4 separate regions of the Mus musculus genome follow, and regions 1, 3 and 4 are each linked to region 2. Evidence: chromatin loops called from intact Hi-C (ENCODE). Cell type or tissue: heart. All regions are shown on one strand.

Region 1 (8,000 bases), 200 kb after region 2:
ATCCCTGCTCTAGTGAGGGCCTTACCAGCAATGAGAACCTCAGAAGATGGGGCAAGCCAACCGTGAGCTTCCCAGCCTTCAGAGCTGTGAGCTAAGCAAACTCTCTCCTTATAGAATACCAGACTCTGGTATTTTGTTGCAGCAACAGAAATCAGATGAACACAAGGCTCACAGGTGGGGTCGCCATAGAATGAGAGAAAAAGAGAAGTCTTGGCGGTGACTTCTGGGATTCAGGAGACCAACTCAGTAACTGGATACCCTCCCTGCAAATGGGTTTGTAAGATGGGGCGAACAGGGAAGGCAGACCCGCAGGTCAACAAGGTGTAATCTGTGAAGCGACTGACTCCACACACAGCTGTCGGAAGCCTGAGAAGTTGCAAAACAGGGCGGATTTTGTTTTGGTTTTCAAAATGATTTCAGACTACACTGGCTAGTTTCATGTCGACTTGACGTAAACTCAAGTCACCTGAGAGGAGGGAACCTAAATTGAGAAAAGATCAGGTTGTAGGAAAGCTTGCGGGGCATTTTCTTAACTGGTTACTGATGGAGTAGAGCCCAGCCCATTGTGAGTGGTGCCATCCCTGGGCTGGCGGTCCTGGGCTCTGTAAGAAAGCAGGCTGGGCAAGCCATTAGGAGCAAGTCAGTAAGCAGCACCCCCTCTCTAGTCTCTGCATCAGCTCCTGCCTCCAGGTTCCTGCTCTGTTTGAGTTCCAGTCCTGACTTCCTTCAGTGATGAACAGTGCTGTGGAAGTGTAAGCCGAATATACACTTTCCTCCCCAGCTTGCTTTTGGTCATAGTGTTTCCTCACAGCAATGATGGCCCTAACTAGGACACAGGCCTGGGCAAGTGTGGTATGAACAATTCCCAGATAGTTTTCTTCACTTTTTCCCAACACTGTACATGAGAGCGGTCACCAATACCAGGAAATTAACCAGAGCTACCAACTTACATCAGATGTTGTACATTGTACATACATCCCATTTCTGCCCCACTGGTGTCTGGGTCTGGCCTGGGAGCCCAGCAGGCATCACCAGGGCAATCGACCTCTATGTCTCTGTGGTCTCTGGACTGAGAGGACTCCACAAGTGCCATTTGATTGTAGAATAAATGTCCTTTTTGTTGCTGTATTGTTGCTGTTTTTGTTTGATTGCTTGGTTCATTAGTTTTGTTTGGTTTTGTTTTTGTTTTATCAAGGCAGGGTTGCTCTGTATGGCAGCCCTGGCTATCCTGCAACTCTCTCTGTAGACCACATTGGTCTTGAACTTGGAGTTCCGACTGCCTCTGCCTCTGAAGTGCTGGAAATAAAGGCATGTGTCACCACGGCCTGGATTTTTTTTTTTTTTTTTTTTAGAATGTCATTAGATTTGTGTTTGGCTGAAGTGACTGCCTACTTTGGACACTTTTGGCTGGAACATCATAGTTTATGTTGATCCATCCCAGATTCTCCAGGCAAGAGAATATGTGTCAGATTACCACTATGGCAACTGGTCACCTGGTGCAGGTGGTGTCCACCAAGCCTTTCCACTCCAAGGTCACCACCTTCCCTTGCTATATTAAGTGTCATGAGGAGACACTGACATTATGCAAACTTCCTCCTCATCGTATTTCCTCCCACAGATGTTCGTTTCCATTGATGCCTCTTACCTAAAATAATCATCGCTGTGCTTGTCAAGGGGTGGACCTGTGTTTCCACCATGTTCCTATAGACAGCAAGATCCTTTCTGTCTCATTCACTCATTCATTCACCCACACACTCACTAATTCACATACAGTGATCTCTGGTGTCTACAGGAAAGAGAGGTGTACCAGAGAGAATACTGAAGTCCCTGGAGCCTCCAAACTCCTCACATGAAATAGTTTGGCATTTGAATATAACCCACGTGTCCTACACTTCACAGCCTTTCTGTGGCACTTATTGTAGAGAGACTCTCTTGTGCACTGTGTGGAAGCATCATCTGTCAATAAAAAGCTGATGGCCAATCAGGTGAGGCAGGATTAGAAGGTGGGACATCCAGCAGAAAGACAGGAACTCTGGGATAGAGCAGGAGGTGGAGAGATTTGCCCCAACTCTGAGGAAGTCGGCCGTATGAATCTTGTGCCAGACATAGACTAGAATAAACAGATTATATAAGTTACAAGCTAGTTGCTGAACAAGCTAACACTTATGAGCTAGGCATATATTCATAAATAATTAAGTCTCAGAGTAATTGAACAAAGAGGTTGGGTTGAAAAGCTCACAGTTACAACTTATGCCTAATGCAGCATAAATGCTGTGTAAATAGTTGGTGAATATGTTGTTTAAAGAATGAAGCCTGTGCAGTACAGATGGGGTTCTGAAGTAGTTTTGGTGTGCAGCTGTGGGACCCACAGGTAGAGAGAGGCAGGTGCTGCTTATCTGTATCAGTGATGTGAAGTGTTTTATCTGGACCATTAGAATAATGTACTGGGATGTTTGTTGTGGTCACTCAAACTGTCTGATCCCTTCCCGTATTTATAGAGGCTCCAGTCCATGCCTGGCTTGCCCATTGCTTTAGGGCCATGAGCAGGGTCACAGTGTGGTAGGATTGGGTGGCAGGGCCCTGCCTGGAGTGGAAAAGAAAGAAGAGAAAGGAGCTGAGGTCCCAATACCCCACCCAAAGACATGCCCCCAGTGACAAGAAGACCTCTCTCTAGGCCCCACCTCTTAAAGGTTCTACAACCTTCCATGGGCACCGCTCTAGGGAGCAAGGCTTTACCACATTCTGGAGAAACTCATCCAAATGATGAATCAATTGACTAGTTTGTTCATCTATAACCTGAAGAAAACCTGAAGTGGATGGGCGAGGGCTTGTGTAGTGGCTCTACACCGTGTTCCCGTTCCCAGGCTCCTACTACCTTTCTGTACTGCCACACTTAGGATGAGGTGTGTCTTCTATTGTCAAGATTGCCATATGGTCATGGCACTGCCACCACAACTCCAGTCATCCTATCCTCATTATAGACCAGAAAATGAAAATGAAGATAGTGGGCAAAGCTGCTTGTCAACTGAGCCTCCTTGAAGTGCTCTCTCAGAAGCCCCTTAAAGTGCTCCCTCAGATGCCCCTTGAAGTACTCCCCCAGAAGCCCCTCGAAGTACTCCCACAGACGCCCCTTAAAGTGCTCCCTCAGATGCCCCTTGAAGTGCTCCCCCAGAAGCCCCTCGAAGTACTCCCTCAGACGCCCCTCGAAGTGCTCCCTCAGAAGCCCCTCGAAGTGCTCCCACAGATGCCCCTCAAAGTGCTCCCTCAGATGCCCCTTGAAGTACTCCCCCAGAAGCCCCTCGAAGTGCTCCCACAGACGCCCCTTAAAGTGCTCCCTCAGATGCCCCTTGAAGTGCTCCCCCAGAAGCCCCTCGAAGTACTCCCTCAGACGCCCCTCGAAGTGCTCCCTCAGAAGCCCCCTGAGCAGTGTCTGCTTCTATCTCAGTGACCACACCAGTGATCTAGGAGCATCCTACCTGCAAGTTAGTCTGGGAAATGTAGTTTCTTGGCTGGGAGCATTGCTCCCTGAGGTGAACAATGGGCATCTCTAATAAGGAGAAAGGATGGGTAGATGAGGGTGGTTATGAGATGGAGCGTGTCTAGGGTAGTATGGCCGTAGACTATCACAGCTGAAATAATGGAGTTTATGGATGAGACAGGTGCCCATAGAATTCACTTACCACAGGCCACTCCCCTTATTAAAGTGCTATGCAATCCGGGAAGGGGCGGCTAATTAATTGAAGGAGTGATTCCAGTTTCCAGTTTGGAGAAAAAGAAAATGAAACCTAAAGCCACCCAGTAACTCACCTGGAATCACCCATGGAGTCCTGATTTCACTATCTCAACTATGCCAGGCTTCTGCTTGCCTGCAGACCTCACCTGCCCAGCTTGGCCTGTCTCAAAGAGAGACGCTCTCAGGGGCTCTCAGAACACTCTCATGACCTGCCCGGAGTCTCCTCAGGACAGTCTCAATAGCTCAGAGTGGCAATTTATAAACAAAGACCTTACTTAAGGATTCATTCTGAAAATAACTTAATCTATTTTATACCTTTTTAAAAAATCACATGTCAAGTTAAAAAAAAAATGAAAGGGGACATTTTCAGAGGTCGAGAGCCTTTTTATTGGAGACCCCAGATGCAGGGCAGGGCAGGGAACCCGAGGGTGGGGCAGCAAAATAGGCGCTTACTTGGGAGCCTCTGTCTGGGAGGCTCCGGGGAATGGAGGCCGACTTGAGGAGCGAGCTGCTTGTCCTTGTGTGTAGCAGTAGAACTCTGGTTGTCCTGTGGCTGGGGTCATATCCTTACCGAAGGGCCCATTGTAAGAAAGGTCGGTGTATCCCTAGCCCACTACCACACACATGCACGTCCTGAGAGTGGAGGAAAGCCTAGGGTCTCAGGGATTAGACTGCTCTATGGCCCGACAGCGGCTGTGACCGAGCGCCCCCATGGGGCGGCATCTGGGACTGCATGTAGAGGGACTGACACAGCGATGAATGTGACCCAACACAAAACCACAGGCTTACTTAAGACCTTATGAGGGACTTTTGTCATCCTGTTTTGTGATTCAACTGTGTAGTTCTGAGCATAAACTGTAGATGACAACACCACATTGCAGTATCAAAAGGTCGATCACGACTGGCGGGTGACCTGAGTCAAGGAGTATATGTAAGCCCCTGACTTCTGAGTCCTAACATAGTGTCATAACTGGTGTGGTGACATATGCCAGTAATGCCAGCACCCGGGACACTGAGGCAGTAGGATTGCTATGAGTTCAAAGCCAGTCTAAACTGTGCAGGAAGTTTAAGGCCATATAGAACTTGGGCCCTAATAGCCAGACGCTGTTTCAGAAAACAAAACGTATTTCACTGCGACTGTTTGTGGTAGATAATGATGTCATTATTAACGACATATTCCAATAAATACAGAAAGAGTGGGCTGGAGGGAGGAGGGCTGAACAGTCATTTCTGTTTCAAGATAAACTAGAGCCATCCTTGACCTCTGGTGGTGCTTAGAATGTTAAACTATGACATGGAAGGACTCATGTGCTCCAGTGCTGTCTGAGCAGGCGCAGAGCTCTGAACCCTGCACCTTGCTTTGACAGACAGGTGAGAAGTGGGAACACAGCCAAGGGCCAGCAAAGTGGCTCAGTGAGGAAAGGCGCTTGCTGCCAAGTCTAGTGATCCAAGTTCAGTCTTTGGGACTCATATGGGGGAAAGAGGGGCGCAACTTTCGTAAGGTATCCTCCTGCCTTTACAGGCACACACATGCATCACACACACACACACACACACACACACACACACACACGCACGCACGCGCGCACACACACACACACACACACACACAGGTAATTTTTTTTTTCAAAGGAGAAAAACAAAACCCCAGCAGATCCATTGGAAGTGTCACATGGGACTTTCCTGGGCAACTGAAAATTTACTTTTTAAATTTATAAATTTGCTTTTTAAAGTGTTACGCTTAGCCAGGCGTGGTGGTACGAGCCTTTTATCCCAGCACTCTGGAGTCAGAAGCGGGAGGATCTCTAGAAGCTCCAGGCCAGCCTGGTCTTCCAAGACCCTGTCTACGCAGCAGTCATTATACTCTCTAGCCGTCAAGCTCAGAGGTGGTGTTCCTAAGTGTGCGGCTCCTTCCTGCCTCTTGTGCAGCCGTTTTTCTGACATCATCTCTAATGTCCCCGAGCCTACCTGACCTGGGTGCCATCTTGGTTTTCTGTTTTTATTTTGTTTTTCTGATTTTCCTCACCCTCCAGGTGTTTATGTTGCACTTTGCCGGAGGACTTCTCACCCAGACATTTGGTTTGGCGTGGTTTTGGGTTTTCGAGACAGGGTTTCTCTTATAGCTCTGGCTGTCCTGTACCTCACTACATAGGCCAGGCTGGCCTGGAACTCACAGAGTTCGGCTGCCTCTGCCTCCCAAGTGTGGGGATTAAAGGTGTGCGCCACCATGCCTGCTGTTTTACCACCTCTAATCAGCTCTGGGGTTGAGACCAAACAGGAAAGCTCGCAGCCAGTCTCAGGGACAAAGGAAGCTGTCACCACATGCCGGTGTTGCATTGTCCCTTTCAAAGCTACCATTCATTTTCTCAGCCATTCTGTGAGACAGAAATTTCTGTCTTTATTTATAAATCAGGGACCAAGGCTCAGAGAGTCTGGACAACCTGTCTGAAGCCACCCATCAAAGGGCAGGTCCAGCTCCTGGTTCTGATCCCAGTTCTTATTCTGAATTCTTGCTCTTAAACAAAAACTTTGCAGAGGGAAAAGATCCTGTCAGTCACATGAGTGAAGGGTTTCCTCATGATGACACACATAATCCCTGTCTGTGCTCGGCTCTGGTTGGAATCCCAGCTCAGCGGAGGGCCCCTCCCCTTATATGACTAGGGCACTCAAGCCAGGTCATGTGATTACCTTCGCCCATGAGCAGGCATTTCTCCATGTGACATCACACAACAGTTGAGGCTTGCCCAGGTGCTTCGTGGCCTCCCGGGGCTGATGCGGAAGTTTCATTTCTCTGGGTGACATCACACTCCGGTTGCTGACTGCCCAGGTGCTTCATGGCCTCCCGGGGCTCACGCGGAAGTTGCATCATCTCTGATGCTTGGCTTTTAAGTTGTTTGTCTTTGGCTAATATTAAGCTGGAACGGGGTCAGGGAAAGTTGTCAAGGCAACCAGACAGCAAATACACTTGCTATAGCCCTCGGGTGAATCATTTCATAGGCCTGCAGAAGGCCAGGGCTGGGCCTCCATGTAGAAGAGACTGAGTCTGGTACAGTGACGCCGCCCCGCCCCCCCCTGCCCCAAGCACTGGCCACTTAACCTGCTTTAGTGCATGGCCTCCTCAGCTCTTAACCCAAGGAGAAGGAGGCAAGAGACCCATTCTCCAAGCCACAGGCCAGAGCACATTTCCCCCTGGAGTGTCTCAAACCTTTGTGTACACAGAATCCCCTAGAAGGTTCAAGAAGACAGAGCTTGGTGACCCCCACGGCACCTGACTTTACCATTTGGTAGGTCTGAGGTGGGGTCAGAGAGGTCACATGTCTAGTAATTTCTCAGGTGATGTAACCTATGAGCTCAACTTGTTGACTGCTGTCTGTGTGCCCTCCCTCACCATTCCTGATGACTGGCACTTGTGATGGGCGGGGGGCAAGGCGAGGAGTAGCCTCTGGTGAGGCTCTAATCTGTTGAGGGTCTTCGGCTCTAGACTTCTCCTTTTCAGCCAGTTAATTGAGTGTGAACTTGGGGAATCACCTACCTTCCCTCTAAGTTGTATGTCACATGAATAGAAAGCTTCTGACACCAGCTGCTCAGTACTTGAAAGACTAACCCTCTCTCTGCCTAACCCTCTCCAGCAACCCCCGCTGAGGCCTTGAGTCTGTTTCTTTGCCTGGTGTGAGGGCTACAGGAGCCTCCCTAGACCTGCTCCCTATTCACACTGGGCCTTCAGTGAAAACCTGTGGTGTTTCTCAGTTCTCCCTGGCACATGGCCCCCTTCCCGTCATGCAACAGATACAATAACAACAACAACAATCTAAGTACACTGGAGCTGGGCAGTTGGCTCATTGCAAGTGTGAGAACCAGAGTTTGGACCTCCAGCACTCAGGATATAGAAATGAGAGGTCAAACTGGCAAGCTAGAGTGGCTGGATCAGCGAGCTCTGAGGTCCAGCAAGAGACCTTACCTTAATACATAGATAAGGTGGAACCCAACTGAGGAAGACAGCCAACATTAACGTCCTGGGGCCTGCACACACACACACACACACACACACACACACACACACACATGCACGCATGCACGCACGCAAGCAGACATACACACTACATGTGCACATACACATGTAGAATCATTAGATATGAAGCCAGAGAAACTCACTGGTTGCAACCCAAGTGTGATGAAGATTTGTGTCACTGAACATGGAGAAGGAGGGCAGAGCCGTCCTGCAGGATGGGTGGATTCCATCTGAGGAGAGGAGGGGCGTAAAGGCTGC
Region 2 (8,000 bases):
CGGTGACTCAAGAAGCAGCGTGTGGTCTGTACCACATTCACTGGGTGGGCAGCAGGACACAAGGGTTCAGGTGGCAAGAGCAGTAGGAGGTTACGTGGTTGCGCTCAAGAGGAAGAGCTCTAGAGCAGAGGAAAGCCCAAGCAAGAGTCCACAGAAACTTAGGCGTCTGACACCATGGTACTGCACGTCCTGAGGAGCCTGGGCTCACAGGTCTGCAACCTGTGTCTGTCTATGACAGAAATGCTGATTTCCCTCCCCAGTCCTTAGAAGCCAACACAAGGCAGTGTCCCCCGGGCATGTTTGCTTGTCTGTGCTTGGGAACTACGTTGGAAGTAGATGGGAAACTCTCAGCTGGTGCATTTCTGCTGAGTTTGCAGGCTTTGGAGTTCATGGTCCCTTGTTTGGTCAGTGCAGTGACCCAGAAGCAAAACTGGGCTCATTGCCCAGGCTTTCATTTCCACTTTTTCATTTCCCCGTGCTTTAGAGGGCAGGCGACTAGGAAACGCTGTTCTCAGGCTGCTGAACTTCCACATTTGTAAGGGCAGCTCCCCCACAACACACACACCCTCTACCGATTACTTACCATTAGGTAAGATGTGGTTCTCATTTGTCAGGAGCAACCTTGAATAGTCATTAATGGAAAGTCCCCAAAGTGGAGAGCTCTTTCCCCACCTTACACAGTAGTGATGGCAGAGCTATCTTAGGTTGTTCTGGGCTGGCCTGTAAGTTCAGGCAGCCTGTCTTGTTTTCTGGCAATGCTACACCTCTGAGCAGTCTGTGTGTAGATGACAACAGGTGGTTAGCATCTATGTCAGAGTCGACATGTGTGCCTGGGCTATGGGACTTTTACTTTAAGGAGGATAAGAGAGTTTATTTTGAAGATAAATAGGACTGTGGCTGGGGAATACAGATTTAGGTTACTGCAAATTTCCTGTTGCAATGTGGTAACAATTTCATGGCCTTTTGTGATAACAACAGAAAACCATAAACTGAGATAGACGCTTTCAAAGTGCATCAGTGGAAGCATCAGCAGGTGGTTACAGAAAGGCCTCATGCTCTCCGACAGAAGATTCAGCGTTCTGGTTGTTAGACACTGGGGTCTGCTTGTATATTTTAAAGGATTTATCTAATGGTCACAAAGATGTCAGGTCACTTACAAAGGAGGACACACAGGGCAGGAGAGATGGCTCAGATAATGAGGCTCTGGCCTTGAAACATCTTATCCCTCCCCCCTGTTCTCACTAAGCTAGTCAGCCTTGATGTCGCTCCCAGTGAGGGGTGCTTCTTTTAGGAATGTTTAGTTGGCATTGGTAAGAGTGGTACACATTGGCGTCATACAGATTTCTTGGTGAGTGTGTCGAGGAGGAGCGTGGAGAACACTTCTAAGGGACCCCTTCCTGACCCTGCATGGCCTTATGGGTCTGCCATGAGCACTGAGACCTTGGAAGGCCAATCAGTGCTCCTGTATCCTGAGTGCTTGTGTTCTTCTCAGTTATAAAAGGTGACAGACTCACTTAGAATCATGGTGAGTAAGGCCACCAAAAGCTTATTGCTTTGGGATTTCTTTAGCAAATATTTGTGGTAGAAGATGTTTTAACTTCTTACAAATGTTTACTATTTATTCTGTGCGTCTGTGCACACAGCATGTGTGTAGGTCGAGGACAACTTGGAGAAGCCCATTCTCTCTTTCTGCCATGTGGGTTCTAGGAATCAAACTCAGATTGTCTGGATTGGCACCAAGTGCTTTTTCGTGCTTAACTATCTTGCCAGCCAAGAAAATAGTTTTTATGTATGTAAATAGTCTATCCACATGTTTAATGAGTTTTGTTTAGTGTTGTGTTTTGTTTTTGAGACAGGGTCTTGCTGGATAGTACAGGATGACCTGGGATGTGTAGTCATCTTGCCCTTGCCCTCTGGGCCCTGCGCTCACAGGTGCCTGTCACCTCCCTTGACTTGTAGAGATTATTTTTAAGTACGTATGTTGTCTTCATTGTTAAAAGTCTTTGTTTGAGTTTATTCCTAGAATTATTGATAACTTGGGGTTGGTTTGGTTTGGTTTTTTATTTTTGTTTTTGAGACACCATGTATCCCTGACTGGTCTGGAACTGTCTGTGTAGACCAGGCTGATCTCAAAAGTAGAGTGCTCACCTCTCTGCCTCCCAAGTGCTGGGATTAAAGGTGAGCACCACCACGTGCTGCAGATACATTTTAGGCTTGAATGGAAATGATTGAGGTTACTTAATTAAAAAAAGAAGACATACTGTAAATTCATAGTTAGACATCTAATTTTAGAATGGTATTGCATATTTTTCATTTCAAGAAACTTTCATTATGCTGGAGCTAAGTTTTGCCCAATTGTGACTTACTCTTTCAGGAACACAGTGTGTGATTTCTGGCAGAGTGATATTTTCAGAGTTACATTGGATTCTAGAAGAAGTGAATTCTGACTCTATCCGGTTGCAGTTCCCTTTCCTGGGTTATTTGGAAAGGAGGCTGTGAGCCTGCTCTGCAATTATACATTCCTGGGTGTGGTAAGCCCTTGAGGTTATCCATCAGTCCTGCTTCTAACGTTGTCTTCCTCTTCCTATCTTGACCAACTCTCCTTGCCTGCTGCAAACCTTCATCCTGTCTGCCCCTCTCACACCGTCCTGGGAGTTTCCTCACGTCCCTGCTGGATCTGCTTCCTGCTTCCTGTTTTGTCCTGTTTCTCACTTATTTCCTTATTTGGGTAGAGTATATCCTGTCCTCCCGCCTCCCACCTGGAACTCCCCAGTCCATTTGATCCCTGTTTAAGGCAAATTCTCCCTAATACAGTTCCCCTGTGTGTGATGTCACCCTCTTTGATTAAGGAAGTGTCCTCTATGATGGTTGTGTCCCGTCATAGCTTTTGAGCACCTACTCTAAAGTTCTGTGATTGCCACCAAAGATCCCAGGATTGGAGAACCCGGGCCTCTTCCCAGGAAGTTGTCAATGCTTAGGGATTTTCCAGGCTTCTCGTTATTGCCCACACTGCCCTCTAGTGGGCCTTCGGGAGAGCTTGCAGGATGTTTGGAGATGGTAGTCATACAGGAATACTAAATGCCTTATGTGTCTAGACCATCATTAGAATATCCGTCACACACTTGGGTGTGAAAGTCTGTTTGTAAGTATGCAAGCCTTCACCCTACCTCCATGTCACACACAAGCCCAAACCACTCTTGGGCTTATGTGTTCTCACTGTTTGTACAACAGATCAAAACAGGTATTATTCAGCAACGGGAAAGTAAAGACCAAAAGGTGGCTTAGGTGTTTTAGGAATTGTTTGTATTAGTCATAGATAGAACTTAATCTGTAAGAAGCCTTGAGAAGGGGGTCACAGGTCAGGGACTATAGCTGCTGCTGCTGCTAGTAAAAGCTACAATGATGAAGACTGGCTGCCTGTTCAGGCATAGAAGTAAAATTTGTTTACTTCTTACAAAAAGTGTGTTTGTTGCAGAGTAATGTATAGTACACAACTTGTTGAAGTTATGCATGCATTCCTACATACATGCATACATATTAAAAAGCCACTATCGAGCCGGGCGTGGTAGTGCACACCTTTAATCCCAGGGAGGCAGAGGCAGGCAGATTTCTGAGTTTGAGGCCAGCCTGGTCTACAGAGTGAGTTCCAGGACAGCCAGGGCTACACAGAGAAACCCTGTCTCGAAAAACAAAACAAAACAAAACAAGCCACCATGTAGAGATATCTGTGTGGTTTCTAGATACAGATGATGAACATTTTAAACTCTGTTCAAATGTTGTCTTATTATGTTTTCATGTATACTGTGAATACAACAGAGTATCTTAAAAACCTGGAATAGTAAAGAAAAGTTATTGTGTTTCTTCAGGTCAACAGCTGAGCCTGTGTCTTTAAGTTCAGAAGTATTTTATCTGGGAGAGAGTAAAATAAGGAACAAGATATATTGGACACATCCCCAGAGACCTGAAGACCTCCCAAAAGGCTTGTCTGGTGACCAAGCATTTAACACATTGGCCTTTGAGGAACATTCTAGATCTACTGGAATGTTCTAGATAGTCACTCGTTGAAAATTTTAATTTACACTTAGGACTAAATGCATTGATTTGAAATCTAATGTTGGATTTGTTACCTGTTACTTAGTAACTTATGTCAAAATTTAACAGCTTAAAACAATAAACACATCCTATATGCCTTGTGGTTTCTGAGGTCAGTAACCTGGTAGGAGCTTTAGTTCCTCAGGGCATGGGCATGCACCTCTAAGCTTCCTGTTACCTTTCAACTTGTTCCTCCCAGTGTCGTGACAGAGAGTACCACCCATGAAGGAACTTGTCCTCAAACACCTTCATCTTGGCTCTAATGTGCTGTTACTGGAACTTTAAGTCACTATCCATGCAGAGAAGAGAAGAACCTCATGCACACGAGTGCACCCTAAAGTGGGCTCATCGGAGCATTGTAAAGCTGGCCGATGCACACAGAGACATTCATGTTCTGTTGCTGTATTAGGAGGCTCTGAGGGAACAATCAGTGGGGTCAGTATGAGAGAGCGAGTACATGTGAGTGTTCCGAGAGCGGCCCACAGACTCTGGGCCGGGTAGTTCAACTATGGCTGACTCCCAGCAGAAAGGCCAAGGTTCAGTGAATTTCCAATCTGGTGCTGGAGTCCTGGAGAATTCTAGGGAGCTGCTGGTATTCAGTCTAAATTGAAATCCCAGAGAAGTAGGCTCTAATAACAATGAAGGAATGCCTAAGCAGCAAGATAGATGAACTTGCCAGCAAGAGCAAGGGCAAGCAGGCAAAGAGCAAAAGCTTCCTTTATCCACGTTCTTCTCTGAGGGCAGCCAGCAGACGGCGTGGTCCAGAGTTAGGGTGGGTCTTCCAGCTTCAAGTGATCCAGTCAGCAAAATCACTCACAGACCTTATTCAAGTTGACAACCAAAATTAGCCATAGTTGTAGTGGAAATATACATAAAACTTAGCATGTTAGAACTGGAGAGAGGGCACAGCAGTTAAGAGCACTTGCTGTTCTTAGGAGAGGGCTAGAGTTGGGTTCCCAGCAAGCACTCATGTCTGGTGGCTCATAACCTCCTCCAAGTCCAGCTCCAGGGGATCCGACAACCTCCTCTGGTCACTGTAGCCATGTTCATACACATACACAAATAAAAATAGTAAAAAAAAATATTTAAGTTGACCATTTTGTGCATTTTGAAGCAGCCCATCATCCACTGATAGCCAGTGCTGTGCATCCCAGGGGTTCCAGAGCAGGTTACTACTCGGAAGAGGCCCACAGCATCACAGCCGTCCCAGCCCGGGCAAGCACTGCCTGTATTCTGGCTGCATGGCTTTGCCTATGGCGAGTGCGACGCTGCCGTGCACGCTTTCTGTGCCTCATGTGTTCCTAGTGCTGCTTCACTTTCCTGTGGCAGCTGAGACCACCGTGTGCTCTGGTCAGCTCCTATTGGCGAAGTGACCTAGAGTCACCTCAGTTAAAAGATTGCCCAGATCAGGTTGGTCTATGGCCATGACTGTGTGGCACTGTCTTGATTATTGATTGCTACGATATAGAAGGACCCAGGCCTTCTGGTGGACGGTACCATCGCTGCGATGGTAGTCCTGGGTTGTGTAAGAAAGCTGACTGTGCATGCGTGAGCCAGTGGGAGAGCAAGCCAGTGAGCAGCACTCCTCCATGGTTACTGCCTTGGCTTCCTGCCCTGACTTCCTCAGTGCTGGATGGTGACCTGTAAGTAAGTCAGATAACACTCCCTCCCCGAGTTGCTTTTGCTGATTCTCTAAGTTGGGGTTTCTATTGCTGTGAAGAGACCCCATGATCACAACAGCTCTTATTAAGGAAAACATTTCACTGGGGCTGGCTTACAGGTTCAGAGGTTTAGTTCATTGTCATGATGGGAAGCATGGTTCTTGAAGGCAGACATGGTGCTGGTAAAGGAGTGAGCGTTGTATAGCTGGATCACCAAGCAGCAGGAAGAGAGTGACACTGGGCTTGTCTTGAGCATTTAGCTCATCCCAATTGACACACTTCCTCCAACAAAGCCACACCTACTCTAAGGCTACACCTCCCTCATGACAGAGCATTCACACGTGTGAGCTCATGAGGGCTGTTCCTATTCAAACTACCATAAAAATGATATCTATCAGAGCATCAGAAATCAAACGAGAATAGTGTATTGTGTTTGGTGAGGTGCTCTGTACACACCTGTTAGGTCTAGTAGAATGGTGTATTGTGTGTGGTGAGGTGTACTGTACACACCTGTTAGGTCTAGTAGAATAGTGTACTGTTGTGTTTGTTGAGGTTTTCGGTACACACGTGTTAGGTCTAGTAGAATGGTGTACTGTTGTGTGTGGTGAGGTGCTCTGAACACACATATGAGGTCTACGTTAGGTGCATTGCTGTTGATCTTCTGGATGGGCTGCCCCTTTTATCAGTGTATTTTCTTGTAACTGAGCTTTTAATGCAGCCAGAGGGGTCAGTCACACCCAGGGCCTTACACAGTTGCCGAGCAGCAGCCCCAGCTCTGCTAAGTCCTCTGTGACCCCAATCCTCCCATGATTGCTTCTGTGTGGAATGTTCCTGTCTTCCCTTCACTCTCAGCTGTGCGTATAGGGCAGTCATGATGTGATTTCATTGCATCATTTGTTTTTATCCAGTTGCCAGCTTCTATTTCTGCCTTTCAATAGCAAAGTTTAACCCACTGATAGTTACATTGTGACTGTCAGGAGAGGACTTGGCTCCCCCTCAGTGTTTGTTTTCTGCGATGCTTTCTGTCCATCACATCCTCTGTCACACCTTTCTGTCTGTCACATCCTTCTGTCTATCTCATCCTTCCTTCTGTCCATCATGCCCTCTGTTCTTCTGTCTGCCACATTCTTCATTTCTCCTTTGTTTACTTGATCTTTTTGCAGCATATCACTTTTTTTTCTGAATAATTTCTAGGGCAGTGGCTTACTGAATATGGAGTGATTGCATTGAAGGTTTAGATGATGTTCTGATTTCAAAGCTTTTTTACTCAGTGTGTGTGTGTGTGTGTGTGTGTGTGTGTGTGTGTGTGTGTGTGTGTAGGCATATACACATGGTACAGAATGCACATGAAGGTTAGAACAACTTTGTGAAATGGACTCTCTTCTCAAGCCTTGCCTGGGTTCTGGAGTGAACTGTTTGCCAGCCTCCTTGCAGCTCCCTGTGCCCACTGAGTCATTTTACTGGTCTGTGGTTTGCTTTTATAAAATTCAGAATCATTTAAAAATAACGTTTGAGTCTTCATTTGTCTTACCCTCAATGACATGTAGAGGTGCCAGCTGCAGTGGTGCTTGTATGGTGGATGGTGCGTGCGCTTGCTCTCCGGGCAGCATCCGGCCAGCTGTCTTAAGTGCATACCTCTGCATTACACTCCGATCTTCTCCTGCTCTTTTTTTTTTATCTTCATAAACTAAATAGGATATTGACTTTAGTAATTACAAAGTTCTGAGGCTGGGGATGGGGTGGTACACACCTTTAATACCAGCACTTGGAAGGCAGAGGCAGCAGAAATCTGAGTTTGAGGCTAACTCAGTCTACAGAGTGGGTTCCAGTTTAGCCTCAGCTACACAGAGAAACCCTGTCACAACCGACCAAGCTCTTAGAAAGATTAGAATAAGGTGAGTTGTCCTAATAGATTGCATCTAAATGTCTTCGTGATTGGCTAATAAGATAGAGAACCTAAAATGCTGTCTGATGGTTTCTTGCAGCTTCTCGTGTAGAAGATTTGAAATGCCGCGGAGAAGCCATAGCTAAGGAAATGAGTGAGGCCATGAAGGTAAAGCTGCGGGTGGGAAAGATTGGTGCTCGCCCACCAGCAGTGTGTTTGGGGCACAGGAGGATGCTCAGGAGTGTGTTACATGGCTCATGAGTACATTTGTTAAGCAACAGTAAAACTGAGATTTCCATTTATTGGGTACCTACCATGCACCACATATTCTGCCTGCAGGTCCCAGAAGCTGTGTGTTCTTC
Region 3 (8,000 bases), 50 kb after region 2:
TCTCCCAGGTGATCTCAAATCCAGTTAAGTTGACAATGGAGGTTGATCATAACACATTCTTTCACTTCTCACTTTCCGTGTGTGTGTGTGTGTGTGTGTGTGTGTGTGTGTGTGTGTGTATGTGCATCTTAATGTGTAGCTCAGGCTGCCTCCAAACTGATGGTCTTTCAGATCCATCAGGTTTCTTTGTTGTTGTTGCTCTTTTCTTTAAAAAAGCATCTAGCTGATTTATGCACGTTGTACACAACCTTAAGCCATTTCTGGGATAGGCAGAGAGTAAATAAATAAAGAAACGTGTCCCTCAAGTTCATGCTCACTTTTCAGGAAGCTTTTAGAACCAAAAATATAAACACGTGTGCCTTCCCTGCCTGGCTTGTCTCTTGGCCCATCTTTTCCGAATCTTGGCACTGAGTTCTGTTTGCAAACCACTGTTCTGCTCCATGGAAACTGCACTGCAGTTGATGTTGTTTCAATGCAAATTAAGGAAGTGAGATGGTTCCCCTGCCTTTTTGGCAGATAGCTTATTGTTGGTGGAGACAACTCCCCAAGAATATCAGTTAATCACTCACTGACTGGAAGGGACAGTAAACAAAGCAGACTCCTGTTCATCTTGTGATGCAAGGTGCTCACTTAAGAGTTTACATGACCTCAACTGAGAGTAGAGGGATGAAAACAGATGTCTCATAGATGTGGGGCTTTGCTGTGAAATGTGAAAGAACAAAACTCAAAAGGAGGTGGTTGTCATTTTGTTTGTTTTTAAGTTACTATGTAGCTCTGGCTTACTTGAAACATTCTATGTAGACCACGCTGTCCTCAAACTCACAGAGATCCACCTGCCTCTGCTAAGTGCTGTGATGAAAGACCCGCCACCACACGCTGCCTAAAGGGAGTTTTTGAAATTGAGTTTCAACCTCTATCTGCCAAGCTGTGAATTCCCGTCCCTCACACTGTTTCTATGGCCTCAGCTCTCACCTTCTGTTTGTCTCTCCTCAGACCCCAGCTCCTATGAAAGTTTAAAATAGGAGAGTAGGTCTGGAGATCTCAGAGGCCTTGGTTGGTAAAATGCTTGTTGAGCAAGCAGAAACACTTGAGTGTGAAACCCTAGAACCCAGGTTAAAAAAAACAGCAAAACAGCCAGGTGTGCCAGAAATGCTATCACTCATAGAAGACAGAAGCAGGATCCCTGCACACACACACACACACACACACACACACACACACACACACAAACATGCACACACACAAACATGCACACACACAAAAGCAGGAAACCAAGGACAATTCTTAATTTCTTCTGATGCTCTGATGCAATAATGCTCCAGTCTTTCCATCTATTTTTGGTAAAACCAGACTTGCTATTTCAAGAGAAAAGCGCTATAGAAAGAAATAAAGGTGAACCAAGAGTTCTCCCAAGACGCCCACAGGCTCTTGCCAAACATCTCAATGAGTTCACAATAAATGAGTCAGAGTTCTCACTGGCTTCAATGTTCCTCTCCAGGTCCCTGGAGGGAAGAAGAAAGTCTAGGGACTCAGAGACCAGTGGGCTCAGTCATGGAAAAGCCAGGAGTCCTACTGCCCCTGGCAGCACACATTTCTCATTTGTCTATGGCTCCCCAGGGAGTGGCATCTAGGGACCTTTCTGAAAGACAGTCAGGAGCAGTGCTTCTCCAGACCCGGGTGGATTACCCCTGACCTCTGCCATTCATCCCAGCTGCTGCCATGTAGGGTTTCTAAGAAAGACATGGTGGGGTGACATTTCCAGGAACTGAACTTGTTTCCTAGAGATGTCACACTCTGGAATGTTCCCAGTGGCTGTCAGGGGAATTCTGGGATGACTCAAGTGAAGACCCGAACCAGTAAAGGGTGAGCCTGAAACCACACTCTCCATCCCCCACTCTGTTAAAAGGCAGCAGCATCGAAGGCTTGAGCTCCTCATCTGACCACCAGGAAGCCTCACTAGACAAACCAGAGGCACTTTCTACCCAAAGGTGGCCTCACACCTCCAACGCTCATTTGCATATGTGGTTGGCTTTATAATGAGCTTCAGCATAGCCCTCTGACAGAATCCAGTGTGACAGATGGCAGCTACCTTTAAGACCCGATTGAGGTTCAAATTGATAGAGCATGAGAGCCAGTGTGTCAGCTGACTGGTCACCATACACAGCACAATTGTACATTGCAAGCTAGACTCAGGGTAGTGCAAAACAGGGTTGCTGAGGGTGGAAGAGACACTAGTGCAGTGGGGAGCTTGCATTCCTAGTGCAGTGGAAGTGGAAGAGGTGGGCCCCAGAGCTAGCTGACCAACCAGTACAGTCTCTTGGGATCCAGCTGGAGATTCTGTCTTAAAAAAACAAAAAACAAAAAAGGCTGGACGGTATCTGAAGATGACAACCAAAGTTGATCTCTGGCTTCTGCATGCATCCATACCCAAGTGCATCTGCAGTCACATAGCACACACACTAGTGCACACCCCCACGCACATCCACATGCCCACCCACACACCCACGTGCATCTTCAGTCACTTAACACACACACAGGCACATAACACACCCACGTGCATCTGCAATCAAATAGCACACACATATACACATGCACATACACGTGCTCACTCATACACCCATGTGAATCCGTAATCACATAGCACACAGACACAGGCACACACCCATGCACACCCATGCATGCATGCACATCTGCAATCACATAGCACACACAAGCACACTCACACAAGCAAACACATACAAGCATACACACACAAGCGCACACACACGTTCTCCCACGCAACCATGTGCATCTTCGCTTTCCCTGTGGGACCCCCTACACAGCAGAGATGAGAGTCCCACACTATCATAAACTGAGTTCTGTTCTGTGCAAACTGCGTTTACAGGAGCGCAGTATCTCCTGTGCTAAGCGGGAACAAAACCTGATGTTTTAACCCTCACCCCGAATCTGTCTGTGTTCTCCTCCCCCCTACACGGGGAGGGGTGTTGCAGTGCTCTTTCCAGAACTGCCTTCAGCAGGGAAGCAGGGAGAGTGCCCTTGCACATCACTGCAAGATGAAAGCAGGAGACAAGAAAGGCTTATGGGCCAACACTGCACTCTAAAGACCGAGCGCCAGGATGGAAAAGGACTTTGGGAGAAAAGGCAGCAGGCTCAAAGCTTTACTCTTATTTGCTTGTTTGTTTGGATATAGAGGGGGTGAAACCCGGGGCTTCATGCATGCTCAAGTTCTCTAAAAATAATCTTTAGCCCATTTCTTCTAATGCATCCTATTTGAAGGTAGATGTGCCGGGCCTTGTGGCAGAGTTTCTTCTTCTGTGGAATTGTGTAACATTTAAAACCCACAGAGATTCGAGCGAGCCCACACATGGAGGCTGCGACTGGGAAAGAGGAAGGAGCTCTGCCCCGGGCGCAGCACCCCTACTTCGAGGCGCAGTACCCCGACTCCCCGAGTGTCGAGAAGTCTGCCTGGACCGGGGCTTGCGCTGCGGCTGAGGTCTGCACCAGCACGGGCCTAGAGGGCGCGTCCGCGGGGAATGGAACAGCGGTTTCCAAGCTCTCGCCCCGTCTACAAGCTCCCCGGTCCTAGAGGTGAGGCTGGGTCGGAGATCAAGCGTAGACCGCACCCGAGAGTCTCTGGCATCGCAGCGGCCCCTGGTGGCTACCGGCGGACAAACCTAACCCAGCCAGAGCCCAGAGGGTGTGTGGCTTGGGTGCCCCAGTCCCAAGCCTCCTGGGTTGGCTTTGTGAACTCCTGTCCCCCACACCCTCCGGCCTCGAACAGGTATAGAGCTGTGAGCCAGAGCCCTGTTTGTGAGTCGTGGCCTCTGACCTGCCCAGGCCTCAGGGTGATCATTTGTGAAGAGTGTTACAGTAAGGCCCTGAGGCAGGTTTACTGCAAAGCACAGTCTGCAAAAATACTTGCAACCTTAGGAATGCAAAATCCTTGGTGATGTCATCACTCAGTAATTACCGCGGGTGGACAGCTGCGAAACTCGTGTTCCACAGGTGATGGAGGCCCTGAGACTATTGCAAAGAAGCAAAGACATCTTACTTTTCAGTTTAACAGACAATCGCAGATCTAAATATTTGTCATATCTAAATAGCTTGGTGTTATATAATCTCAACACTCCAGAGGCTGAGGCAGGAGGATCATACTTAGTTCCAGGCCTGCCCAGCCACATAATGAGACCCTGCCCCGCCCCCAAAACCCAAACAACCAACCACCACCACTACCACCACCATCAACAACAACAACCCCTGAAAACCAGGGACTGGAGAGATAGCTCAGTGGTTAAGTGCACTGTCTGGTTTCTCAGCATCCATACGGTGGCTCACAACCATCTGTAAGTCTAGCCTCTGTGGATCCAATGCCTTCGTCTGGCCTCTGCAGGCACCTGCATGCATGTGGTACATAGACATACATTCAGGCAAACACTCATACACATAAAGTAAAAAATAAATATATTTAAAGAATACCCATAAAACCAAGCACAGCAGGCATGGGAGGGAGATAAGAGGACAAAGAGGCTGGCCTGGTGTATACCTTTAATCTCAGCACGGGCAGGCACAGACAGGTGGATCTCTGAATTCCAGACCAGCATGGTCTGCATAGTGAGTTACATACATGTATGATATTGTAAAAGAATAATTTTTAAATTTATATTTATCTTATGTGCATAAGTGTTCTGCCTATGTATATGTCTGTGTATCATGCACACATGTGTACATGGTGCCTGAGATGGTCAGAAGAAAGTCTTGATCCCCTAAAACTGAAACTATGACTGGCTGTAAGCCAACATGTGGGCCCTGGGAATCAAACCTGATTCCTCTGCAAGAACACCAAGTACTCTTAACTGCCACAGACCGGGCTCAGTCGGCCTCTCTCAATCCGCAGAAATTAGGGGTTCCAGCAGGTGGGCATGGAGTTGGTGAGAAAAGGGTGCCAAATGGACACAGACACAAGGGAGTGTTGTATCTGGATGTAATTTTTCACAAAGCAAACACCAATCTATAATACAGGAAACAAAGGAGTAAGGTGTCACAGCAGGCAAGGTACATTAAAGTATCTGACACAAAACAGAGGAATGCCTACAAAGGACTGACAGGAACCAGGTAATGTTTACAGTAAAGATAAAACAGCCCTGCCTAGAGTCAGCTAATGTCAGGTAAGGATTTCACACCCTAGTCACAATTTATGCTACTCCTTTGAACCTTGTGAAAGCTAGCACCAGGGGCTTCTGCTCTAGCAGACCTTCTCATGAATAATGCAATACCACAACCCCCCTATTTCCTAGGCCTTGGTAAATACTTGCATATGAGAGTAACTTGGCTGTTCCTTTAGGTATCTGTAGGGAATCTCCATTTATCAGAAGAATTCACCAACTTTCTTCTAATATGAAATGTAGTTTGCAATACCTGAATGTAATGAAGATTCTAGGTATACATAAGCCTGCCCTGAGACTTCTAACTCTTATCCAGTAGAATACTGTAAGAAAGCATGCAAGACCCTCCACAATATTGCAGGGACGAATCTGGGGCATTCTAGCTATGGGAATGCCAAGGTTCCAGGAGGCTAAGTTTCCTCAAAACTCTTTGCCTTGTGACTGCTTGCAGGCTTTTAGGCCTGCCAAGCGAGTCACTACTGGAGTGGATGTAGCACTTAACCACGGAGCCACCTCTCCAGCCCCCAAATAAAATATCTAAAACCATAACAACGAGCTGGTGAGATGGCTCAGCTGTTAAGAGCACTGACTGCTCTTCCAGAGGTCATGAGTTCAAATCCCAGCAACCACATGGTGGCTCACAACCATCCATAATAAGAAACAAATAAAAAACCTATGGGTTGGAAACGAGTGGGGCTAGAGCAAGAGGGAGAAGGGAAGGGGAATAAATAAATAAATAAATAAATAAATAACAAAAACAAACAAAGGGCTAGCTTTCATATCCATTAACCCAGGAGAAAACCTGGTTCTCACAGTGACCCTTGCTGACCCTTTTTGCAGCTATGAGGGACAAGGGTGGGCTGCACAGACCCTGGGCCTCCTTCTAAGCTGTTCACTAATTTCTCCACACTTTATGTTTTTATCTGTAATTCAGGGATACTAAATCCAAAATCCTTAGGCCTGTGTGGCGTCATGTGACTTTCTCTCTCTCTCTCTCTCTCTCCCTCTCTCTCTCTCTCTCTCTCTCTTTTTAACATTTATGATTTTGTACACTGGTGTATTTCTGTTTATTTATTTGTGTGTGTGTGCACATGTGCACATCCATGCCATATTAAACATAAGGAGGTCAGAGAAAAGTCTGTTCTCTCCTTCTACCACACAGGCCCTGGGAATTGAAGTCAGGTTGTCTGGGGTGGTAGCAGCACCTTTCCCAGCTGAGCCATCTCATCAGTCCCAGTTCCTGAGCTTTCTTAGGTGAGATCCTTAGCACAGAGGTTTGACTGGATATCAGTGATTAACTCCCGCTAGGCCTGTCCCTGACCTCTGGAGGGTCTAAGAGAATCTGCCCAGGGACCAGGCTTTGAAAGGAAATAATCTAGCATATGGTCAATCTTCAGCTAATGCTCATTGGCATTCCACAAGTACAAGTCAAAAGACAAAAACGAGGAGAGCACTGCTGTCACCCAAATCTAGGATCTCACCCAGTGGTCCTCAACTGCAAGCTTAAATTTTCTCAACCCTGATTTTAACAATGGTTCTTAAGTGCTTTAACCTCCTTTCTAGCCCACCACCCACCAGAGGTAATGGGAAAGAACGGTTACTAGGATCTGGAGAAAGTGGGCCTGTTTAGAAATTGTTCTTTGGAGCAAATCCCATCTGCATTGTCAGGAAATCAACAGTTAGCGGCAGCAGCTCAATCCACTTGCAAATACTTTACGAATACATCCGCCATCCAGTCCAGTAGTGTTGGAATAGCAAACATGAATCAGCAGCGGTAGCATGACCTAGCAGAAACAGTCAGACCTCAGCCAAATCTGCACGAACCAGTGGAAGCGACCAAGACCACCAGGGACACCAGGAGAAGTTCTCTGCCATGCCTCAACAAAGCAAAGATCAGCAGTGATGCAAGACCAAGAGGCATTGCAAAGCTAGTGCTACAAGCTGCCCATTGTCTTCCCAAGTGAGTCTGTCTTAGCAAAAGTCCATGGGAGTCTGAGTCAGCTGACATCACTCCGCCAAGTGGCCCAAGTCTTGGGAAGCAGCAAGAAGTGGCCAGTATACCACCAAAGTATTTTGGTGTGTTTCTCTCTATGGAGTCATGACAAACGGAGCTCAATAACGCAATGTAAGGCGAACCAATACATGTGTGTCATTAGCACAGAATCCTTTATCACACTTCCTTTCATGTGCTTGCTTTAGCAAAACATCCTTTCACCTGTGTCTGCTTCAGGAAAACATTCCTTCATGTGTGTGCCCGAACAAAACTCCATTTGACACAACTGACTTCCCAAAGAAACCTTAAATTTCCCCTTAACTCAACCTTCCTCGCACTGTGACCCTTTAATACAGTTTCAAATGTTGTGCTGACTCCCAACCACAAAATTATTTTTGTTATTACTTCATAACGGTAATTTTGCTACTGTTATGAACTGTAATGTAATATCTGAGGGCAGGGTGTCTGATATGACACCCCCCTCCCCAAAGAGCTCTCTACCCACAAGTTGAGAACCACTGATCAAACCAATCAGAATAGTTCAGTTCAATGGATCTTCACTGCTTGGTTCTTTCCATCTTGTCCATGTGCCACACTGAGCTTTCTCTGTCACATGACTGTGCTGGTGACCATCCTGAGATGTGCAGACAGATCCCCAGCGTGCAGATCCCAGGGTTTTCAGAGATGTAAGTGGTTTACTCCAGGGTACGTTACACAGGGGTACGGGGCTCAGTCTCTGTAGGAGTTCCTTAGAAGCAGCCTAGAAAGACAGGCAGAATTACAGGACCCAGAGCCTGGCTGCAGCCTCTGGTTGACTGAGAAACCAGAATGCTGGCATGATTAGC
Region 4 (8,000 bases), 73 kb before region 2:
CAAACTCTTCTACATTCTTGCTGTAAACCAGTTCCAAAGACCTGAGAACCACATAGTCAGGTTCATCACAGTAGCAACCCCACTCCTGGTACCAATTGTACATCTTAGTTATATTTCCTATTGGTGTGCAAAATATCTTGACAAAAGCAACTTAAGGGAGAAAAGGTTTATTTGGGTTCACAGTTTGAGGGTACAGACCATCATAGCAGCTCTGGTAGCAAGAGTTTAAGATAACTGATTACATTGTATCAGCAATGAAGAAGCAGAGAATGGGGCCTGGAGAAATGGTTCTGCAGTTAAAAGAACTGGCTGCTCTTCCAGAGGTCCTGAGTTCAATTCCCAGCAAGCACATGGTGGCTCACAACCATCTGTAATGGGGTCTGATGCCCTCTGCTGGTGTGCAGGTGTACATACAGAACTCACATACATTAAACAAACAAGAAAATAAATCTTAGCAGAGTGCTGAATACTTACCCAGCCGGCTTTCTCTTGTTTGTGCAGCCCAGGACCATCGGCCAAGGAATGCTGACACCCATATATTTAAAATGGTCTTCCCTTCCATATCAGTTAACCTGATCAAGATAACCCTTCATAGGTATCTCCAGATGTTTGTCTCTTTGGTGATTGTAGTGTAGAATCTGTCAGGTTAACACTCAACATAACTTAATGAGCAGAGAGATCATGGCAAGCAGAGCATGAGGCAGCTGATCACACTGCATCCACAGCCAGGAAGCAGGGGAATAGACATGCTGACATTCAGCTCACTTATTCCTGTAATTCAGTCTGGGACCTGACTCATCAGTGGTGCTACCCACATCTGAGTGAATCTTTCATCTTCAGTTCAGCATTTCTGGGAACAGCATCACATATATACCCAGAGGTGTGTTTCCTCAGTGATGGGTAAGTCCATTCCAGTCAACAAAGAGTTGACATCACAATTCCACTCCCTAGCATCTTGACACCCAAACACATCCCTTTATTTACTTAGGTTTGAGAGGAATATATACATATATATACACACACATATATATACACATATGTATATATATACACATACATATAAATACACACAGAGACCTTAACTTCTTTTTTATCACGTTCTTCAACTTCATTCAATTACATTTATTAGCAATATCCCAGAAGTATATAACATATTCAAAAAATAATTTCATGCTATCAAAAGATGTTCACTTTACTCTACTGTTTGTCTTCATTCCAGGCCACGTAGACAAGCGACCAGAACCATGTGAAAACAAACAACGGTAACAGTTGCAGCATAAGAATAGCTGTCTCTACTGGGCGTCCTGAGGGTACCTTCAAATATATAAGATTCAGTTGTAAAATACAACCCAATAGGAACTGTGACAGTTAAAGCTGTGCACAACAGGCATGGCTTCAGGGTTGAAGCTAAGGCTGAAGCATGTCCAATATTCACTTTACCAAGTCATTCAATGTGTGGTAGCGGCAGCAGATGCCAGGTAGTTTGCAGGGCTCTGGGAGGGTGACAGTACTTGGCAGGTCGCCCACCCAGAGCCTTGCATTTCTGATGCTTCAGGCACACACCACCAAACCCAGTCTCCACTGTGCTGGGACTAAGTGACGTTTTAATGCAAGATACATGAGTCCTCTATCAACTTAGTTACAGTCCCCACCCCAAATGCTTTGCTTTGAATAATAGCATTCTATCCTTGTACCCTATCATCTTATAATGCAAAATGCATTTAATCCATCTCTAAAAGTCTCCATAGTTCTATTTATTTTTCTTTTTTTTTTCTTTTTTTGGTTTTTCGAGACAGGGTTTCTCTGTGTAGCCCTGGCTATCCTGGAACTCATTTTGTAGACCAGGCTGGCCTCGAACTCAGAAATCTGCCTACCTCTGCCTCCCAAGTGCTGGGACCAAAGGCTTGCGCCACCACTGCCCAGCTCCATAGTTCTTTAACAGCCTTTACACTTTCAAAAGTCTAAACTCTTTTCTGAGATTTAATACTATCTCCCCCCACACACACACACCAGGGTCCAAACATGAATCTTTATTGGCTTTGGCTATTTCAGGGGGATGAAGTGGGAGCCATGGGTGGTACCAATACCAGACTTCATCGGCTTGTAGGGGATGGAGAACTCATCCAGGTAGTAGCCGATCAACTCGGTTTGATCTCCACCTGGTTGAAAGGTCTTGCTGTTGTACATGCCCACCATGCTGCCTACCATCTCTGGCAGCATGATCATGCCCCTCAGGTGCGTCTTCACCACCTCGGGCTTCTCCAGGGGTGGTGCCTCCTTCTTGGCCTTTCTCAAGTGCCTGAGTAGTGAGCGCTGCTTCCGAAGCAGGCCACAGTTCAGGTACTGCTTCTGGCAGGTGCTGTCTTAACTGTTTCAGCTGCTCACAGGACATGTCCAGCAGCTGGTCCAGGTACACGCCACCATAAGTTAACTTGCAGAAGGTTCACTTCTTCTGCTCTACTTCAACCATCTTGGTGGTTGCTTGAAAAAGGAAGTGTTGGCTGCATCTGCCTAATACTACCTTTTAACTGAGCCCTCTAAAATCACAAACAAGTTACATACATCTGTGCTGCAATGGAATCAACACCTCCATTCCAAAAAGGAGAACTAAGGACCTCGTTGTAAGGAAAGACTAAGGCAAGCCCATAGCCCGGAAGGGAAAGCAGCAATCCTGAAGCTCTGTGTTCAGCATCTGAGGCTAGTGACAGAATCATCTGGCCTCTAAAGGACTTGGGAAGCTCTGCCTCTCTCTTGAGTCAACTTGATCCTGGCCTACAACTTTCCCTGGCAGAAATCCCGTGGCTCTGGCATCTGTAATATCCTGGGCTCTCCACTGCAATTGAGGCTTCCTTTGAGTCTCATTCAGTGGCCTCACAGGATCTTCTCATGGCCTCTGACTCGGTCACACACTGTCTTAGGTCAGTGGCTGTCTGGACACACAAGACTCCACAACTCTCTCAGTCTTAAATTCTTCATACCTATAAAACCAGAACCACGGGGACAGCAGTACAAAATTCTACAGCCAGCAGAGGGCGTAGGCCCCACTGGACTACAGCTGCACCATGTTCCATATGCTGACCCTGGGGAAATACTGGCCTAGGCAGTTTTGTTTGTTTGTTTGTTTTTAATTTCATTTTTAAAATGAATTAACTTTGTCCTGACAATCTCTGACTCCCTGGAACCACAGTCGCAGCCGCTTCTGTATGATGACGCTGGGGAAAGCTTGCTTAGGGAGTTGCTCTCTAGGAGCAGGCAAGACCCAAGGCTCTGGGCTTAGCTGGGCGCAGCGTTGACCTCCAGGCTTCACTGCCACTGCGCGGAGCAGAGAGGATGCCTTCTGTAATCACTCACTCAATCAATCAATTAGTAATTGTAATCAATCAATCAGTCGCTCTCTCAGTTACAGCCTCCTTGCCAGTGCTAACTAGACTGAAACCTTAAGATTCCCAGGGCTCCTCTATTCCTTCAACTACACAGTCTCCACTTCTTCCCTCCCCACCTTGTTACTTTTTCATCGGGGACCTGAGTAAGGATAATTAGGAATAATTGATGAAGAACATTCAGTGCTATGCTCTTTTTAAATTTCCTTCACCAAAGAAAGTGTGCTGCATTTTTGTTTTTTCTAGGCATCTGTGTTTTGCCTGTATATATGTCAGCGTGACGGTGTCAGGTACCCTAGAACTAGAGTTAAAGGCAGTTATGAGTGCTTGAAATTGAACCAGGTCCCCTGGAAAAGCAGCCAGGGCTCTTATCCACCGAGCCATCTCTCCAGCACCTTAATATAATATTTTTAAACTGAGAATTTCATATAATGTATATGATCATCCCTCCCATTCCTCTCCAGCTTCTGACCCTTACCGGCGTCACATCCTCTTGTTTTAGTCTATTGCTTAGCCTTATACAATTCTTAGGTTACAGGCAGAACGTAGCCAGAGTCTTCGTTAAATATTCCATGATTGGCCTCTAGCCCAAGTCCTAAAAAATGTCCTTGTTCCCCTCTGAAATCTCAGGAGCGGAGCCTCCACTGTTCGCACTGCTCAGCATTACTGCCTTCCAAGCTTCTCTTGGCACAGCCCGATAAGCTCTGCTGATGGCATTCAAAGACTTATGGTTCCAGAGGCATAGGGGAAAGGCAACAGTCACGGAGAGGATGGCAGCAGCGACAGGAAGCTAGCTGTTCAGTCTCATCTACACACAGAAAAACACACAAGTAGATCAAGACTATCGACCCTTAACCCAGTGACACACTTCCCAAACAGCACCAGCAACTGGGACCAAGTGCTCCAACTCATGAGCCTATGGCAGTCATTTCTCATCCAACCACAACACTGTGTTTACTTAAGACAAGGGTTTTCTCTGGATTTGATACCAGCACTGCAAAACAAACAGGTATTATAAAACCCCGCTCAGGAAATGCACAGACCTCAGCTTGTTTTGGAGTTTGTTACTGGATTACTACTGTTTTCGTTTGTGCCGTTGTGTTTCCTTAATTTGCTTTTAATTTTTATTTTAAATAATCATTAAATTTCTGAGTCAGGGTCTCATGTAGCCCAGGCTGGCCTCAGACTCACTGCAAAGCTGAAGATGACCCTGAACCTTGACCTTTCTGCCTCTCAAATGCTGGGAGACAGGCATGAACTATCACACCCAACTTAATTTTTATTCTTTCAAGATTTCCACTGCTGCAAATTTATAAGAAACCACACCTTTTATAGCTTAAAAAGTTTTTAAGGCTTGTTTTTGGTTTTTTTGGTTTTTTGTTTCTTCCAAGATAGGGTTTTTCTATGTAACAGCCCAGGTTTTCCTGGAATTCAATTCAGGCTGGCCTCAAACTCAGAGATCCATCTGCCTCTGAGGTATGGACCACCAGGCCCCACTAGTTTATTTTTTTAATTTGGGGTGTGTGTGTGTGTGTGTACACGTGCTGCTGGCTCATGCACGCATATGCTACAGATCATGCATGGTAGTCAGAAGACATCTTGAGTGTGTCAGTTCTCTCCTCTGACCCCATGGGTCCTGGGGATTCGCCTCAGGTTGCCAGGCCTGAAGCACCTTACCCACTGTGAGGCTTTGTATGTGCTTGGGCTAGGGAGTGGCACTATTAGAAGGTATGGCCTTGTTAGAGTAGGTGTGTCACTGTGGGTGTGAGCTTAAGACCCTCATCCTAGCTGCCTGGAAGTCAGTCTTCCTCCACTAGCAGCCTTCAGATGAAGATGTAGAACTCTCAGCTCTGCCTGTACCAAGCATGTCCAGATACTGCTCTGCTCCCACCCTGATGATACTGGACTGAGTCTCTGAACCTGTAAGCCACCCTCAATTAAATGTTGTCCTTATAAAAGCTGCCTTGGTCATGCTGTCTATTCACAGCAGTAAAACCCTAACTAAGACACTCACTGAGCCATGCCTCTGGCCCCCCTGCAGGCTTTACTGACAACGGTTTAGGAGAGAAATGCATAAACGACAAAGTTCAGCCTGGCTAGGGATTTTAAGGCTCAGACATTCGCTGTGGACTTACCTGCCCTTACCTATCTTGTTCCCTTTTGTCTTCTCTCCATCCTGAAAAGCCAGGCCACTTCCTGTTTGCTTTCTCTAGTTCGGGCACCTTCTAATGCTGCTCAGTTGACTCTATCTATGTGGACTTGTGGATGTACCTGGAAAACCAGCTTGATCAAGTATATGGTACACAGAATATTGAGGTGTCCATGGTCCACAGGCAAGGAATCCCAAGTGGCTTCCCGATGGAGCCGAGAGTCTCCCTGGTCTTCCTTTCCTGCTTCTGGCCTTCTCTGACATTCAGCTCTACCAATCACCTCAATAGTCTGGCTGGACTAAGCCAGAAATGGGCCAGTTAGACAGCATCTACAGAGCTGATGGAGTGTTTGCTCTGTGCTTCCTGATGAATTCTTTCTTGCCACTGTGCTGTGCCACTGTGGTGGGAGGATGGGGTTAACAACGTGAACTTAACCTGCCTTTCACGGGGTTTCTGCTGGAACTATGCTGAAACCTCTTCACTGGACCTCCAACAAAAGCGCAATCTATGAAGAGTCTTGAGAAACAGTGCTTCCGAGGTCAAGTCTCCACTGCCATGCTGACATCGCCCTCTGCAAATCTCTTTTTTAAAGTTTTTTGTTTGTTTGTTTTAAATCATACACACGTGTGCGGGCGTGTACATGAGTACAGTTGCCCAGGGAGGCCACAAGAGTGTGGTGGATCCCTGGGACAGTTGTGACCACGCCTGATGTGGATATTAGGAACAAAACTCAGGTCTTCTACAGGAGCAGTGCACACTCCTAACTGCTGAGCCCCTTTCCCAGCTTACTCTTACATTATTTTACATTTATTTTCTATTGAGTACTGATGACAGTGGGCTCCATTCTTCTATGGCTGTCTCTAAGACCATATGATCGCTTTCTAACTTCCCACACATATCAGACACCAGGATTTGTTTTTAAAGGACATATAAAATTAGCACTAAAAAAATAAATTTATTTTAAGTATGAAATAATGAAGAACAGGCACATAGAGAAATTATAAAAGTAGCAAAATAAGAACAGGAATGAAGACATTAGACATAGGTGCCATTCCAGTTGCTAACATAAACATTTTCAAAGATATTACTCCAACAATCTCAATAGACAAAAGCTATGTCACAACATTTACAGATGCAACAGCTTCTGAAACCATCTGATGAAGGCAGACACAGGTGATGATAATTACTACTTCTATACCCATGACATAGAATTTTATCAAATTCTTATCTGATGTATTACCCATACATCCACTTAAAATACTGAGAACATCATCGATTCATTTTGCATTATTACGTCAGACTTTATCCCTTTTCTAAACAATAAAAAACAAAACAAGAATATACTTTTCAGACATTAAGTATTCCAACTTTTATCTGTAATTTGTTCAAAGCTTCAGGAAGTAACATGTATATGGTCTTGTAAACAACACTGTCAATTTAGAAACAGAAACAGCTGGGGGAGACAGTGCATTTTTGGTCATTTGTAACCTGTGACAGAAAAACTAAAAGAAGTTGCTGATGATACAGATTCTACCTGAACTATTACAGACTGACTAAGGAGTTAAAAACAGAGCTGAAGTTCTCTGCCTCTACATAACCAATCACAATTGTTTACTCGAACTAGATTACTTCCTTCCTCCTTCCTTCCTCCTTTTTGGTTTTTCAAGACAGGGTGTAGGTGTGTTCCACCACTGCCCAGATTGCAGTTAGATTTCTAAATTCCTGTGGTACCATGATTTGGCCTACTTCGTGATGAATGACAATATTTTAAAAAGATCATTTAGATCAGTGTGAATGCATTATTTCATGGATCAGGAAAATGTTGCCGGAGAGGGTAAATGATGTGTCCAGAGTTACCAAGGCAGAACATGCCCAGGACACAAAACCAGAATTCCTGATCCTGAGTGATACTAAGTTCTTTCAGTACATTTTTCCAATGTCAAGTTCCACATAATTTATAGTAATCTGATGAAACAGAATATAATATCAAGATAAGTCAATGCATATTTTGCCTAAATCAAAGTTGCATTTGCTTCAACCATATTCATTACATGATTACTTTTTCTGTGTGCATTTTATATTATGTAAATTTTTTGTAAAATTTTCAAAATCACACTATGTAAATATTATGATTGATCAAATGTCATGAATGTAAGCTTAAGAGTCAAAACATCAAAGACATTTAATTCTCACTGTAAACAAGACACAGTGGTAGGCACTGTGAAAATACACTTGGTCCCACTCGCCTTGTCCTGAGTGTGTACGAGATAGTGTCCACAGAGTACTGACTACACACACGGTGTGGTGCAGCAGAACCTGCTCCCAGCGTTCACAGGACATGTGCAAGGGCTGGTAGTCCTTAAAAACAGTGGTCAGACAGAGGAATGATCCTGGAAAGACAGCAGCTAGTATTTCAAGGACTCTCCACAGAATGGAGACACATGGGCTCTCTGAAGTTATCACAGACTTC

Evidence for each region. A loop is a pair of places that touch in the nucleus more often than their neighbours do. Peaks named below come from ENCODE experiments on the same cell type or tissue, not always from the same donor. Only the 100,000 strongest peaks of a DNase experiment are listed, where the experiment ranks them.
Region 1: a loop joins it to region 2, with 2.9 times the contacts of the local background. A loop is called at or near these places in 12 of 42 quality-filtered maps.
Region 3: it touches region 2 in a loop (2.2-fold over the local background); 8 of 42 quality-filtered maps call a loop at or near these places.
Region 4: a loop joins it to region 2, with 2.5 times the contacts of the local background. A loop is called at or near these places in 8 of 42 quality-filtered maps.

Annotation. Positions count from the first base shown.
Region 1 is chr1:191,271,265-191,279,264 of GRCm38, forward strand. No RefSeq gene overlaps it. Among named protein-coding and RNA genes, the nearest start is that of Nenf, 43 kb to the right of the region's middle. In heart, a CTCF peak has its summit at 4,445; DNase peaks (open chromatin) are centred at 4,447 and 6,587; H3K27ac peaks cover 840 bases.
Region 2 is chr1:191,072,751-191,080,750 of GRCm38, forward strand. Nsl1 (NSL1, MIS12 kinetochore complex component) reads left to right here. Exons shown (of 6, transcript NM_198654.3): 5 at 7,739-7,806. Among named protein-coding and RNA genes, the nearest start is that of Nsl1, 14 kb to the left of the region's middle. In heart, a CTCF peak has its summit at 3,032 (motif pointing left); DNase peaks (open chromatin) are centred at 441, 2,691 and 2,961; H3K27ac peaks cover 316 bases.
Region 3 is chr1:191,122,494-191,130,493 of GRCm38, forward strand. It overlaps Gm46178 (a long non-coding RNA gene), which reads left to right. Exons shown (of 3, transcript XR_001779634.1): 2 at 2,272-2,279; 3 at 2,826-2,835. Gm31640 (a long non-coding RNA gene) reads right to left here. Exons shown (of 3, transcript XR_373868.3): 3 at 5,818-7,915. Among named protein-coding and RNA genes, the nearest start is that of Gm46178, 5.6 kb to the left of the region's middle. In heart, a CTCF peak has its summit at 3,675 (motif pointing left); DNase peaks (open chromatin) are centred at 418 and 3,638; H3K4me3 peaks cover 625 bases; H3K27ac peaks cover 582 bases; H3K27me3 peaks cover 653 bases.
Region 4 is chr1:190,999,382-191,007,381 of GRCm38, forward strand. It overlaps Flvcr1 (feline leukemia virus subgroup C cellular receptor 1), which reads right to left. Exons shown (of 10, transcript NM_001081259.1): 10 at 6,451-8,000. It also overlaps the pseudogene Gm8407. Among named protein-coding and RNA genes, the nearest start is that of Gm31373, 11 kb to the left of the region's middle. In heart, a CTCF peak has its summit at 3,030 (motif pointing right); no DNase peak of the experiment used is centred here.